2 separate regions of the Homo sapiens genome follow, and region 2 is linked to region 1. Evidence: read pairs that join two places in POLR2A ChIA-PET (ENCODE). Cell type or tissue: MCF 10A. All regions are shown on one strand. Links, peaks and the distances in the headings refer to the core of each region. The heading gives the core; the rest is flanking DNA.

Region 1 (7,713 bases), core at 1,300-6,299:
TAAATAGATTTACTCAATTTGAGCTGCCTGATTTATTAAAGCTGGCATTCTGGCATGAAAAGGAGGTTCTATGCAGATTAAAGCTGATCAAAAGAAAGAAGCGTTTCCAATTCATATGAAGTTTTTTAGGAATTAGAGCAAAACTTTTGGGTAAAGCTAATTGACCAAACAGGGTAAAAAAAAAAAAATCTGATATCATAGAAGCTTGAAATGGGAGCATCAAGTCTGTGGTCACACAGATATCTGAAAAACTCACTTGTTCATTCATTCATTCATTCAGTGAGTCAATATTATAGAGACTGTTGGGAATTGTGCTAGCTACTGGTGCCTTTCTGTCATTCTGTTAGACCCAGCCTAAAAAGATAATAAGACCAAAATTTACGTGCCTAGTTAGCTCTCAACCCAAGGAAGACAACAACAAAAGTCAGATAATCTTATCAAAGTTCTCATTCTGAATTGCAAATAAAAGAGTAACCCCCAGTCTAACAGGAAGGTGCAAGAATTTTGGTTCTAAAAGTTTGTTCTTATCTCCAGGGAAAGTGACTGGGTCCACAAACAGTTCCAAGGAGGTGACTCCTGTATCAGCAGTTCTGGAGAGGCTAACCAGACCAGTCATGCCTCGGGGATCCATGAGACTCTATGCTGGGACTACAGCTTCTAAAGACCACCCTGAGCTACTAACCATTCGGGCAGAACTTCAAAAAGTCAGATTCCAGATTCCAGTGGCATCAGACTCTCAGAAAGAATCCCTTGCCATGTGCCCAAGCAGTCCGTGAGAAGCTAAATTCTATTCTACTGGATAAAAAAAGTGAACTTGGAGATTTAGATCAGGTCATGAAAGCGTCAGAGAAAGTACTTGGAATTAAAGAGAACATAAATCACCTCCTCAAAATATATTTTTTCTTATTTACTGGATTTCTACATGCATAATATTTGTCAAGTATTAAATCTAAATAGTCAGACATCCAATCCTAAAGAGGATGAAATATGTTCGAAAGTACACAATAATCAATGTCAGGCGACATAATAGATAATGCCCCAGTGATACTTTATAGAGTATATGAACAATTAAGGTAATTATCAATACTAACTATTTCATAGAAATGTGCTACCAAAAACAAAATTATACTAGGGTCTAAGTGATAAGAAAGCCGCAGCCATAATGGGAGTCTTTCTAAGGCCTTACCTTTTCTTTTCTTCACTACTAACTGTTTGACTAAGAGAGCTGAAAATTATACCATTTGTGTTAGAATCAAATGCAAATGGAATAATTGTCCCTTTTCTAATCAAAACACATTTGTGGATTGAAATACCACATGGGGCAATTTTCAGTTAATCATGGATGTTAATAAATATGACTCTAAGCTCATAAACAAACATTCCTTTGGCTAATATAGGAAATTATTGTTAAGCTTGATCAGACATGTAACAAAAACTGAACTTTGCAGAAAGTCAGCAAATTAACCATCTGAAAATAGAGATGAGCATCAACAGTAATAAAAGATTAGATTTAGCTAAAATGCTTAGACAAATCAGGCATTAGCATTAGGAAATATTTAAAGCTAGCTTTGCTGAAAATGGAGAATATTAAGTATTATGAGAGCATTAGCTTCTCTAATGAGAAAAAACTAGATGCTTGGCGATTAGAGATTTTAAAAACTAGAAAATCAGGTTTATCAAAATCAAAATTACCCAGAGCCTAAATTATATCAGAGCCTCTAACAATGAATGGTGTTTTCAAGTGATATAGAAATATTTGGTACTCATTCTATTTCCATTACTGAGCTTGTAAACAAATTTGAGATTCCCTCCTTTAGCCTTGCCTAAATATAAACTATATATTTATTTTGGTGACAAAATACCTGAATAGCTATAAAAGTATTACAATCATCTACAAGACCAGGGCTAGATCAGGCCTGCAGAGGCGCTAAGCACAGAAACGCTTAAGGCCCCACCTTTCCCTCCTGCTGTGCATTTAAAATAAAAACACCAGTCTTAAATCACAAAACTAATATGTGTGCTACAACTAAAACATCTTCTCTCAGATTTACTCATTTTGGAATTCTAATATGTTTCTCAAAGGTGAGCGTTTCTCTTTCACATGAGTGAGTGGGCTCGCTTCCATGTGCTTTCCGGGTACCCTAAGTGAAGTCCGCTCTTCGGCGACTCCGCACTTTGAAAAAAAAAGCCTTGAAATGAAAGCAGTATAAGTTAATATCATCATCCAGGCTTTAAGAAGAAGAATATTTTGTCGGTTTTTGTTTTGTTTGATTCTTTGCTTTGTTTTTTAGTCTGTAGGTCAATCCGTAAATATCTACATCCCAATGCAACCTCATGAAGTACAAGTGTGAGATCGTACTGTAATTTAAGCATCTAGGAAACCCAAGCTTTCATCTGAAAAATTGCAATAACAAATGCAAAGATCCAGCACTTCCTTTGGATTGTTTAGTTAATTGTCATTCTTCCCCACTTCTACTGAAAATATACACCTAAGTCTAGAAAAGAAGAAATTTTGAGTAACAAGGCAGTGTGTTCAGACTCAGGGGGCCACTTTTCATTACGTACGGGACTTTTTTATGATCTACTTTCTACTTTTCTAAAGCTCCATTCAATCAATAAACATGGCTAGTGAGAGTAATAATTGTTTCTATTTATGCGACACTAAGTACTCATCAGTCTCTTATTTATGTTGTCTTAACTTCTTAAACTCTTCCAACTATTCTGTACAGTAGGTACTATTTTTAATCCTCATTTTCTAAGTGAGAAAACTGAAGTTTAGAGAGCGTAAGAAACTTATCCTGGTTAATGGTATAGCTGGGATTTGAACCTAGAAAGACTTCAGAACTGCTGACAAGGATTAGCGAAAGCAAACGTACTTTGAGTGTTCTGAATTACTTACTTTAAAATATTCTGTGTAAGCCAAGATTGCGAAATGTCCCTATTCTAGATTGTGTAAGAAAAAATAACTACTCCTATTAAAGAATAGAATTTCTCCTTCTAGCTTTAAGTTCATAGCTTGTTGTTTCATTTTCTCCATTATCAAGGAAATAGAGTAAAAAAAGTACTTATTGTGCAGCATGCGGGTCCTTGTTTGAATCTACTTGCCCTTCTTCCTTACTGAAAACCAGACTAAACATTTCTGAATGTCTGCATTTAAAAATTTCCAACAGTAATGAATCGACTGTACTTGGGTTGCTCTAGCCGGATCCCCTCACTGTTAGCAGGTCTAACCTTCTACTGATATAATTGCATCACCACACTCATGGCCTTTCTGGTCCTTTCCTTGGATTTTCCAATATAATTAAAGTCCATGTAAAGCACTGGCTGTTCTTAAAATTGTTGTTGGAAGACTGGCAAGAAGGCAACGAACTCTCAAGGCATCATATCTTAAAGGAACCTATAAATGAAATAGGTCAAGGATGAGGCACGTAAGTGGCTGGGAAAAAAAAAAATCTCCGTTTAGTTTATACAACTTCAGCTTCCCTGTCTGTCCAGATTCCATATAAGGAATAGCAACTTTTTGAGCCAGCAGGCCTGGACATATTTCTTGGCCTTATAACTCACAGTTCTAGACATTCCAAGGTAGAGGGTCATTCAAACTGAGTTGTAATTTCTTGTGTATATTTATTTCCAAAGTATCTAATGCATAGTTTCCCAGTGAAATCATAGATGAAGGCTAGGGGAATGCTAACTGGGTTGTTTTTCAAGCGTGCCTACAAGAGGCAGTCTAAAAGAACTGCTCTGAGCTTATCAAGCAGAAGTGCCAGATGAGAGCTGGACCACCATAGCAGGAGCTCTCACACCACTTTGCAGTTCACCTGAACTCCAGCTTTGTCTGGGAGATGATATAAGAAGAGAAGAAGGAGAAAAGACATTCATGAGATTTAAGGAATAAATTCCCCTATTGTCACTAGTAGAGTGACATGCATAACACACTAACCAGGTTGATAGGGTAGTGTGATAGAGTCCAACAAGAATGTGCTGGGAGGTCAACCATCGGTATTTAGGTGTCTCTTCCAAATCCCAACCACTTATCAGCAGAGCAGTCCTGAGCACACAAATGGCAACTTAGTGCTTGGATTGCCTTGTGTGTGAAAACAAGTGGGACAGAGGAAGATGGCAGCACATTCTCTTTGCATCTGACAGTCACCAAAAATTAGAAGTCAAATTTTTCATATTTGAGTTTTTTTTTGTACTTGCAAAGTGAACAAATAGTATATTTAGTTTTACATCTTTAGGTGAAAATTAGGAAGGCAGGACAGATAATAAAATGAGCACAGTTTTTAAAAAGATCTAGAGTTGATCGTTATTAACTTTAAGATAATGAGAATAGTTTAATCAAAAGCATTTCTTAAACTTTCTTATAAATACTGAATTATCTGAGAAAAAGTTAAGTTACCCTCTAGTCATTCAACAAATATTTTTTGTTGTCTGTTAGTTCATTCATTCAGGCTTTACTGAACAGATGCACTTCTTGGTACTTGCAATATATCCATGAATAAAAGAGATGGATCCAGGCCCTCCTGGATTACATTCTCCTGGGGCTGGGGGGAGGCTCAATAAACAATAAAGATAATAAATGAGAAAGTTCTTCTACAAGCTAAAACATGTTATGTGCTAGGGAAGAAAGAGAAAATTTAGTAGGCTAAGGGAGTCAAGAGTTAGGAAGCTGGAGTTGGGGACTAAGGTAGCTTGTCTTCTTAAATAAAGCGATGAGGGGCCAGGCAGGATGGCTCATGCCTATAATCTCATCATTTTGGGAGGCTGAAGCTGGCAGCTTCCTCGAGCTCAGGAGTTCAATACCAGCCTGGGCAACATAGTGAAACCCCTTCTCTACAAAAAATACAAAAATTAGTCAGGCGTGGTAATGTGCTCCTGTGGTCCCGGTTACTCAGGAGGCTGAGGTGGGAGGATCACTTGAACCCAAGAGGTTGAGGTTGTAGTGAGTTGAGATCATACCACTGCACTCCAGCCTGAGCAACAGAGAAAGACCCTATATCAAAAAATAAAATAAAAAGTGGTGACAGTAGACCTCATTGAGAAGATGACTGACATTTCAGCTAAGATTTCTAGGAGTGAAGATGTGAGCTATGCAGATATCTGGAGAGGAGCAGTATGTGTTCAAAGAAAGGCAGATACCTCTAAGAACTGAGGCTCATTGCCCCAAGGAACATGAGAGGTCATCATAGGAATTTTCCCAGAGGAGAGTCACAACCTGTTTCTAAATTCACAAGTTGTACTAAAATCCATAAAGATTTTCTTTATGTTTATTAATGTATTTATTGTACTGCTTAGTGAACTCCCAGATAATTGGGAGTACATATATGTACTCAATATTATAGCTATGTACACATATGTACCCAATATTATAGCTACAATATATTCATATTATAGCTGTGCATTAAATATATCAATTTAACTTTACAGTTAAAATAAGTATGTATGTAAGTACAGTCTCCTATTCTAACTAATGCTCCCAAACCACCATCAGGCACTGAGTGTTGGTGTTCTAGTTGGGAGAATGGAAAAGTGTTATTCTATATAAATGTATTCACCCATTAACCATGAAGCGTAACTCAAGCATTTGTAGAATTTAATTCTACTGGCATTTATTCAGTGCTCACTTCTGTGCCAGAATATATGTTAGGCAAAATTGGGAATGAGGAGGCCCCAGTGGGGAGGAGTACAAAGCACAGAGTTTGGTCACTTAATCTTGACCAAATTCACCTTCTCATTTTCAAAATAAAAAGAGAATATCTTCTATTGCTCAAAGTTTTGGTGGGGATTAAATCAGGAAAGGCATCATCTACCTACAATAGTGTTGGTCACATATTTTGTATTCACATAACAAATACTGCTTATCTCTCCCCTGAATTAAATAAAGATGTTATTATTTTTAAATTAACTAAGATGAAGCCAAGGGGGAATATCAAGTTTGCTCCTGGAGAAGTTTCCCATCAGTGTACAATCAGCAGAAGATAATTTTTTTAAAATAGGATTTTAAAATCCCATTTTGCGGATATAAAGAGTACGTATACATAATGGAGTACTATTCAGTCATTAAAAAAAACTGAGATTCTGTCATTCGCAACAACATGGATGGAAATGGAGGTCATTATGATAAGTGAAATAAGCCAGGTATGGAGAGACAAACTTACATGTTCTCACTTATTTGTGGGAACTAAAATTTAAAACAATTGAACTCATGAAGACAGAGTAGAATGATGGTTACCAGAGACACGGAAGGTTAGTTGGGGGTCAGGGAATGCAGGGAAGTGGGGATGGTTAATGGGTACAAAAATATAGTTAGAAAGAGTGAATAAGACCTAGTGTTCAGTAGCACAATAAGGCAACTGTAGTTAACAATAATTTGTTGTGAATTTCAAAATAAAAGAATGAAACTGGAACATTCATAGCACAAAGAAAGAATAAATGCTTGAGGTGATGGATACCTCATTTACCCTGATGTGACTATTACTCATTGTGAACATCTCATTTACCTCATAAATATATACATCTACTATGTACCCCCAAATTAAAAATTTAAAAAACACAACAACAACAACAAAATAACCTGGCATTTGAAAGCTTGGTTTCAGCCACTTCATTTTTGCTGTTACATTGATAAAATTACGTAACCCACTGAAGGTTAGATACCAGTGCCTGGCATGTATGAAAAAATGCTTAGAAATGACAATTGCTATTGCTCATTGACTGCTTTGTGCCAGGAACTGCTCTAAGAACTTTATATTGTATGAACTCATTTAATAACCAAAGTCACTACAAGGGAGGACCTACTATCACCCCATTTTACAGATAAAATACTGAGACACAAAACAGTTAAGTGATTTGCCCACAATCACAATGCAGTAGTTCTAGAACCTATACTCTTAATTATTTAGTTAATAAATTACTTAATTACTTCTTTACCTTCTCTCATTCCTCTCCTTTTTCTCTTTCTTCTCCTTCCCTTCCTGTCCCTCTTCTTCCCCCATTTCTCCATCTTTTCCCTCTTATTTCCTTCCCTCTTCTCTTCTTTTTTCTTTTGGTGAAAGTTGAAATAGGGGCTGGGGTATGGTAAGTCTGGGACTGGGACGTATGGTCTGAGACGACCACTTGCAAAGTCATGAATTAAGAAAATTTTCCCTTTGACTATCTCACTCTCTTCCTCAGTTTCCGATGCTCTCATGCGTCCCCTCCCAGCATCTCCTACATTTCCTATTGGCAGGGACTTGCTTTCATCTCTGCAAACTGTTAATTATATCCATCTGAGATACTCTCAAAAGCCAAGGCATTAAACATCTGGGATTTGAGATGGAGAACAATCTAGCACAAACTGAGGTAGAGATATATTTAGGTGCAGAGGATTCTCAAAGTTCTATCACAGAAAGCAGCTACTGCCACCTTCTAGTAAGGTCAACCCAGAACAGGAGGAGCGATAAAAGGGACAGCACAACAGTTGCTCTGGACCCCTGAACACTGGGCCCCTGGCCACTCAGAGACCTAGCCTTGAAATTTAGGGTTGGGTGCCATATTATCAGCTCAGCCACAATGCAATCCACTTTCTACATGTGTCTGGCTGCTCCACCCACCACTTCCACCCTCCAACCTCACCCTCACGTTGCAAGGCCTGCAGGATCCAAGCTAAGAATTCTAGCTTAGACAGATCTATAAGAGGGCTGCTTTGCCTGAAAGCAAGGATCCACTGGAGTC
Region 2 (7,713 bases), core at 1,070-6,069, 49 kb after region 1:
TACACACAAATTCCCAAAACTATTGCCTGTGTTGGGAAGTGAAAATTTATAAAAGAGAGACAGACATAAAAGAAGAAATTGTTTATTTGTTTGTTTGCCTTTATAAAACTCATTTGGGAGAAACATCTGAATAGATACATCAGTTATCTGGCTTGTCCCAGTTATACTGATGCTAGAGATGTCCTTTGTTAGAAATTAATGTGTGTAATAAAGTTTTACATTTTTCATATGTTTTGAAGTATATGAGCTATATTTCTTTTGACTGCATAATTACTTTTTGTATACAAGAAAAATGAGGTGCTTAGCCCTAAGTAAATAACCTAAAAACAAACCAAGAATAATAGTTACATTCTTTTCATCTTCTAGGCTACATACAATAAATATTACTAGAAACTTTTTAAGTTACATTATTGTGACTTAAGAAAAAAAACTATATTGAATCAGAACTAAGTTCAGACAAAAATGTGTTCCACCCTCATATGGATATTTTGTTGTATGTTTGTTGATAGTATAGACTAATTACAGCTACTAGATTTTTTCCTAGGTTGTATTAATTTCCAAAGTGTTTTCTTTTTTGACTCTGAAGGTATCTTCTACTCATAATAAACCTTTGGGGAAAATAACACAATGGATTAAAGGCATTTTAAGTCATTTCTCTTTCTGGAGAGGTGCTTTAATAACTCCTAAGTTCTTGCTGAGGAGAATGTATTCAACAAGATTGTATGTTGCATTGATTACAATCCCTTTTCTTTGGATAAACTGTATCTTTAAGGCTAAAGCATTTGACTGCTTCTAAACAATGGGACTACCTTTTTTAAGCAAAGGGAACAAGTTCTGTCATTCACATCTCAAAGAACCAATTTGGATCTTTAAAAATATTTATGTGGAGGCTGTAAAATCTCAAATTGGTGTGCGAGGAGACAGTGGTGCAAATGCTAACAGACTTATTAAAAGATCCCTAACCCTTTTTAGTAGCTGGCTCCACAATAATTATCAGCTGGTCTGTTTTCTTTTCCTTCTCCAGTAATACTTATTATGACCTTGATTTTTTTTAAAAAAGTATTAAATTTGGTGAAGAAGCTCTAAGTGTTGCCAAGCTTGAATAAACCAGGAAAATACTGATATTTTAAGTTGCTCATAAAGGACTCTATATAAATAACACAGCAATGTCATATATTTTCCTACATCTTGAGTAATAGTGACTGCAAATCAAATTTTGTCTAAAAATGCTTAGGAAAATAAAACAATTTTTATATCTCTTTGATTCCTAGATCAAAATCTGAGTATAGGAATGTTTGTGTGTGTGTGTGTGTGTGTGTGTGTGTGCATAGAACAAAATAGTAGATGCCATACATCCACATATTACCGATCATTACCTCTGTAAATTCGAATTCTCTTTGATTTTATTCTCCTCTATTGAGGAGAATAAAAATCAAAACCTGTGATTTGATTTTTTCTGCAACAAATGATTATGATTGCATAATATGGAAAGTTATTAACTTTTCGAAGATTTTTATAACTAGTAAAATTTGAGAAATGAGCTAAAGGGGGTTTTTACACCTCTGTGAAATAAAAAATACTATCTTTCACTGAGAAACTGTATCTGCTTGGAGGACAGTGGAAACAGATGGGTTGATCTCCTAAGATCAATAAAGTAAACATAAAAACTCAGTAGTGGCCCTTGCCAGACAGCAATCTGCCTGAGAATAGTTGGAAAAGAGAGAACCAATATAAGTAATCAGAAAGGATTGATCTGAATAAATGAAAACCATATTGACAGAAAAGAGGCTGTTGTGAGGAATGATGGAGGGGATATTTTATTAGCTCACGAGACTTGTTTATTTGTTCATTTATTTGTTTGTTTAAAGAATTTGCCTGTAAAGATTTATAGTACAATACCAGCAGCAAACATTGGGAGGAGTGGAGAAACTAAAAAGAGATGGTTTCAAGTTTTCAAGCACTGTGAGTTTCCAGAAGGATCATTCTCTGCACTCACTGACAAAAAGCCTTAAAATTAACCATCACTCCTAGAGCGTGTAATCCTATGACTGTCCCTTGAATATAATAACCTCAGAGAGAGAGAGAGATGGAGAATTATAGAGATTGACTCAGTTTCTTGCATTTGTTAGTCAGTATCTACCATTGACACAGAAATTCTTCATCATTCTGGTGGGTTATAGATGGTCAATAGGCCACGCTTTGTTCCATGTACCTTTGCTAAGATACATTACTGGGAATAGGGAGCTTGGATCTTGGACTTTCAATCTTGCTAGAAGGTGTCACATAACTCTCCTGTCCACATCTCACGTGCTCATTTTTAGATATTGGTATAAAAGTCCTCAGTGGATTCCCATTACCACTAGAATAAATCCCAAGCTCCCCACCTAGCCTCTGTCTTCAAAGCCCTCACCACTCCCCAACACAAACCTCTCTGCCTGCAGACCAACTTCCCTCTGCATTCAGTGTCACCTTCTCAAGAACCATAAGTACCTGACATGCATTTCTAGCTTTTCGATTTTGCTCATCTTGCTGGAGGTACTTTTTCTAGATTCATCTGCTCCCTACCTTTAAAGATTCCATGGAAGTCCTACAAAATCCCATAGCACACTGAACATTTTCTTCCCAAAACCTTCATAGCCTAGTGCCTAAACTCCATCTATGAACTTTACTATGTCCAGGCTTTTAGTGCAGACTTCTTACCTCTCTTCCTAGATCTGGATCTGGTCTCTTGGGAGATGAGCATTGCCAGGACAGAGAGAGGGCAGAGAGTGTGGATGGTCTACAAGGACACATAATGTGAATTACTTGGGGGTTTTCCTGCTTCCCTCTCATCCTCATATCCTGCAACCATGTAAGGGAATCAGAACATTGTTCCAGAACTGTGACCTAAGTGTTGACATCTGGCTGACCTGTCTTTCCAGCCTGCAGCTCTGCAAGCCTGGAGCATTTCAAGAAAATTAAGCTCAAGCTCTCTGCAAATGTGCTCTCTGTTTCCTCTTTCCTTTTCTCACCTCCTGTTCCCACCCGCATGTCCCTTTACCCTATTCCAATTGAGATTGGAACCAGTTTACACAGAGGATTTTTCTTATGTCTTAAAGCAATTCAAAAGCAAATAAAATAAACACTGTCATTCTCCCTCATAATAAATACATTCTTCTTATTTCTTTTAGTAAGAAAAAACAAGTTTCACACTTTAGATTTGTTTAGCTGGATAGAATCCAAAGACAGAGCTCTAAGTCAGAGGACAGAGTTTAAATGATGACTTGTCTGTTTATAGATGAGTAATTGGACTTGCTGCACTGGAGCTGTGGGATGGTGACTTGCAGGTCTGATATTTATTTACATAATTCACTGAATGTAACAGATTTTGAAATATAGCTTATAAATATTTAGAAAATATTGTTTCTAAGTACCTGCAGCATCTTTACAGTGTATCAGGCTATTTATTTTGAAACGCTATCTCTTTTTATTGAGAGGTAAGGTAGATAGCTGAGCAGAGATGCATGCAGAGTAGAATATAATTAATATTGTGGGGGAGAAGGAAAACGAAATGGCTATTAGATGGCGAACAATCAGTCCTCCCTCACAGAAAAGGCCTTTTTATGCAGATGAGGATGTTGCTCCTAGATATGCATTTGAGCTTTCTACATTTAGTTGCCTTGATTTTATCATGTTTTAGTAGAAAAGGAATCTGTACAGGATCAGGAGGTCCTTCAGGGCAAAACAATAAAGGCTTGGTGATAGATTTCAAAAGTGGCCACAAACTCTCCCATTGCCCAGATTCATTTTCTTAAAATCAGACTTTGCTGCTCCATCCTTTTAAAGGTGAAATCTATTTCTCTATCACTTGAATCTAGGCTGCCATTATGGCATGCTCCAGCCAATAGATTGCATCAGAAGTTCATTGTACCTGTTTCGAACATATGCCTCAAAAAGCTTTCCACTTTCTGCTCTAACTCTGAAATACTGAGCATGTGCAATGTGGAGCTTGGTCTGGCTTGCTACATGATGAGAGACACATGGCTTAGTCAGCCCCATCACCACAGGTGACAGTCAGCCAACTCTGGAAGCAGAGCCACCTAGCTGACTCAAACCTGACGACAGACGCATGAGTGAGCCTAGCCAAGGTGAAAAGAACCACCCAGCTTAAATCCCAGCCAAAACTGCAGACCTACAGAGTCATAAGCTGAGTAAATATTGTTGCTTTGAGCCACTAAGTTTCGGGCAGTCATTTCAGCGGCAAAAGCTTAACTGGCACAGGTTTACAATGGCTCTGGGCATGCAACCACCCAGAATAGCACTTATGGGTCATAACCAATGTCCATTGCCTCCATTGTGGCCATTAAGTAATCTTGCATCTATGTGAAACAAGCAAGTCATTTATTTAACCAAAGTCTATTGGGCATCTAGTCTAATTCAGGTACTGTTTGTTCAAGGTTGCTGGGGACACAGATCAAGTTTCTGCCCTCCTTGAGCTTATATTCTAGTGATGAATAAAGACAATAACAAACGAGCAAGTGAATATATAATATAATGCAAGCTAGCAAAAGTGCTATAAAAATAAAAATAAAGCTAGTAAGGTGAGTAGAGAGTAATGGGGGAGGCTATATTTGATAGGGTAGTTGTAGAAGCCTTGCCAAAAAAAAAGATATGAGCAGAAAATAAAGTGCAGAAATGAGCCATATAGAAATCTAGACAAAGAATACTTACTGTTTCCTGGGGCATTTTAAATTAAAATTATACTCAAATGACTCCCTCAGTCCAGGATTCCCTTTGTACCTCTTTAAAAAGGTATCATAATCTGGTCTAGTACTCATACCTATGTCATGATCAAATTTCATATTTTAAATTTAGTGATGAGGTCGCATGCTGGGGGGTTAAAACATTTTCTAATGTTGATTTGTTAATGGTAGGCAAAATCATATTTCCATAATTATATAAATGTATTCCTCTCATGAAACATAAGTTATTTCTCCAGTAATCTTTCATTCAGTTTTTAAAAATATATGTAATTAACTCTCTTATCCTTAGCAAACTAACACAGGAACAGAAAATCAAATACCGCATACTGTCACTTAGAAATGGGAGCTAAGTGATGAGAACACATGGACACATAGAAGGGAACAACACACACTGGGACCTTTTGGAGGGTGGAGTTTGCGGGGAGGGAGAGGATCAGGAAAAATAACTCATGGGTCCTAGGCTTAATGCCTGAGTGATGAAATAATCTGTACAACAAATCCCCATTACATAAGCTTACCTATGTAACAAACCCGCACTTGTATCCCTGAACTTAAAAGTTTAAAAATATATAAAATAAATTTTTAAAAAACTGTCTTCCTTTAACTCCTCAGAACTACCTCTAAGGTAAGGCAGGGGTTTTTGTGGTGGCTGTTGATGTTTTTGTTTTTTTGCTTATTTTAATAAAAGTATTATGTAAGTGAGATGTTGTATAATGATGTATGTTTGCACCCATATGTTTATTGCAACACTATTTACAATAGCAAAGACTTGGAACCAATCCAAATGCCCATCAATGATAGACTGGATAAAAAAAACTGTGGCACATATACACCAAGCAATACTATGCAACCATAAAAAAGAATGAGTTCATGTCCTTTGCAGGGACATAGATGAAGCTAGAAGCCACCGCATGTTCTCATTCATGAGTGGGAGTTGAAAAATGAGAACACATGGAAACAGGGAGGGGAACATCACACACTGCGGCCTGTCGGGGGTGGTAGGGTAAGGGGAGGGAGAGCATTAGGACAAATACGTAACGCATGCAGGGCTTAAAACCTAGATGATGGGTTGATAGGTGCAGCAAACCACCATGGCACCTGTATACCTATGTAACAAACCTGCACATTCTCCACATGTATCCCAGAACTCAAACTAAAATAAATTTTTAAAAAGATGTATGTTGTCCATGGTGAGGAATAAATCAAGCAAGACATAGAGATAAAACTTTACAGCTCTTGTTCTGTGTTCGATTATTAAACAGCAATATTGAACCATTTATTTGCAGAATTCTAAAGACATCTAGCAAAAAAAAAAGCAAGTATGTTAACTTTCAATAGGGATGAATACACCCATTTAAAAATTGATACAAATCACCCTCCACAAGGGAACTAAATCTGAACAGGAATTCACAGAATGGTTTAATAGAAGGTGAGGTTTAGGCATACAGCAATGTGGCAAAGACTGCTGACAGTTCACTAAAACCAATTTTTTTTTTTAATTTTCTGGGCATTGAGCTAGACTCTATTTTCCAGCCTACCTTTCATTTATGTGTGGTCATGTGACTAGGTTCTAGCTAATAGAATGTGAGCAAAAGTGTTCCGTGCCATAGCAAGCTGTGGTCCATAAAATGACGACAAGAAATCATCTGTTCTCCTTCCTTTCATTTGGCCAAATATTGGTACTACAAGTAACCCTGTAAGTCTGTATTAAAAATAGCACAACCTCCATCAGTCTGGGTCCTTGAAAAGCTGCAGGGAGCAAAGCTTCTGTTTGCCCATAAAATTAGAAAATAATACACTTGTTTTGTAAGCTGTTCTATTTGGCAGGGGGTAGAGGATGGAGGGCTATTGTTTCTGCAGCCTAGCATGTCTTAATCCATGCAGTATCTACCATTCTGCCATGCCATCCACACCAGAAAAACAAACGTACAAAATTCTTCAGTGGTAATATTAAGGCAGGCAGCTGATGAATGAAAACAACTGCAAAAGAAATAACAACAATGAGTTTTATCAACACATACATCTTAAAAGATCTTGTTTGTAAATAGGGATTATGTCTTCTTTATTTTTGAATCCTGACAGGTGTAAAAGGTGTTGACTGCATAGTAGACTCTCAGAAAGTATTGAACAAATAAGTGAGTGAATGAATGAGGTAGAGTGTCAGAAGACTTGGCAATGTCAGGAGACAGAGAGTTTAGCAAATGTTTCACTCTGACATGGCTATGTGAATTTAGATACGTTTCTCTCTCTGAGCATTAGCTTCTTTCTTGTGAAATTATGTGGTTGGTCTAAATCTCTCCAAGCTGGGACATTCTGAGCCCTGTTTCTGAAGGTAACTGGTCTTTCCAATAAATACATGAGCAGGACACAGAAGGTCTGAGACTTCCACACTATGAGAATAGAGTCGTACAGGCCTACAAGCAATGTCTCTTAGGATTCAAGCCACAGTGTAAGCTGCCTCTTCTGCTTCTGGGGTGTTCAAGCTTAAGTACCTTCAAAAAATCATGAAAAGGACTATTAAATCTAGAAGAGGCCCTAAAGAGTATGTGGTCTGAATTCCTTCCCATCACAGATGAAGAAAATTGAGCCTCGAAGGTTAAGCCACACAGCCACTCCTCTTAGCCAAGGTTAGAACTTAGATTTTCTAACTTGCAATCCAGGTTCTCAGTTAGTCATACCACACATTTGCCTATGCTTAGCCTGATCCAGGCTTAAAATTATGTATATCCAGCCCTTGTAATGAGAATCTGCTGTATTTTGTTGGTTCATTTTGTTGGTTTAAAAGATTATTTTGTGTTATCAAGATCTTATGTATTTTTTTCTTTATCAACTCCACTGTAGTCCTCTAAATCAACTCCACTTGTTTTCTCCTGTAATATGCATATTAAGTATGTGTTCCATAATACACTAATCTGGAAGCTTTTCTCTACCACACTTCATCAGGTTGGTACTAGCCACCCAGCTTCCAAAT

What was found. Peaks named below come from ENCODE experiments on the same cell type or tissue, not always from the same donor. Only the 100,000 strongest peaks of a DNase experiment are listed, where the experiment ranks them.
Region 2: POLR2A ChIA-PET joins it to region 1 with 14 read pairs; 2 of 35 experiments call an interaction of 5 or more read pairs at or near these places.

What each region holds. Positions count from the first base shown.
Region 1 is chr2:66,836,019-66,843,731 of GRCh38, reverse strand. No RefSeq gene overlaps it. Among named protein-coding and RNA genes, the nearest start is that of LINC01799, 65 kb to the left of the region's middle. In MCF 10A, for the core only: no CTCF peak of the experiment used is centred there; DNase peaks (open chromatin) are centred at 2,921 and 3,561.
Region 2 is chr2:66,786,292-66,794,004 of GRCh38, reverse strand. No RefSeq gene overlaps it. Among named protein-coding and RNA genes, the nearest start is that of LINC01797, 87 kb to the right of the region's middle. In MCF 10A, for the core only: no CTCF peak of the experiment used is centred there; a DNase peak (open chromatin) is centred at 4,094.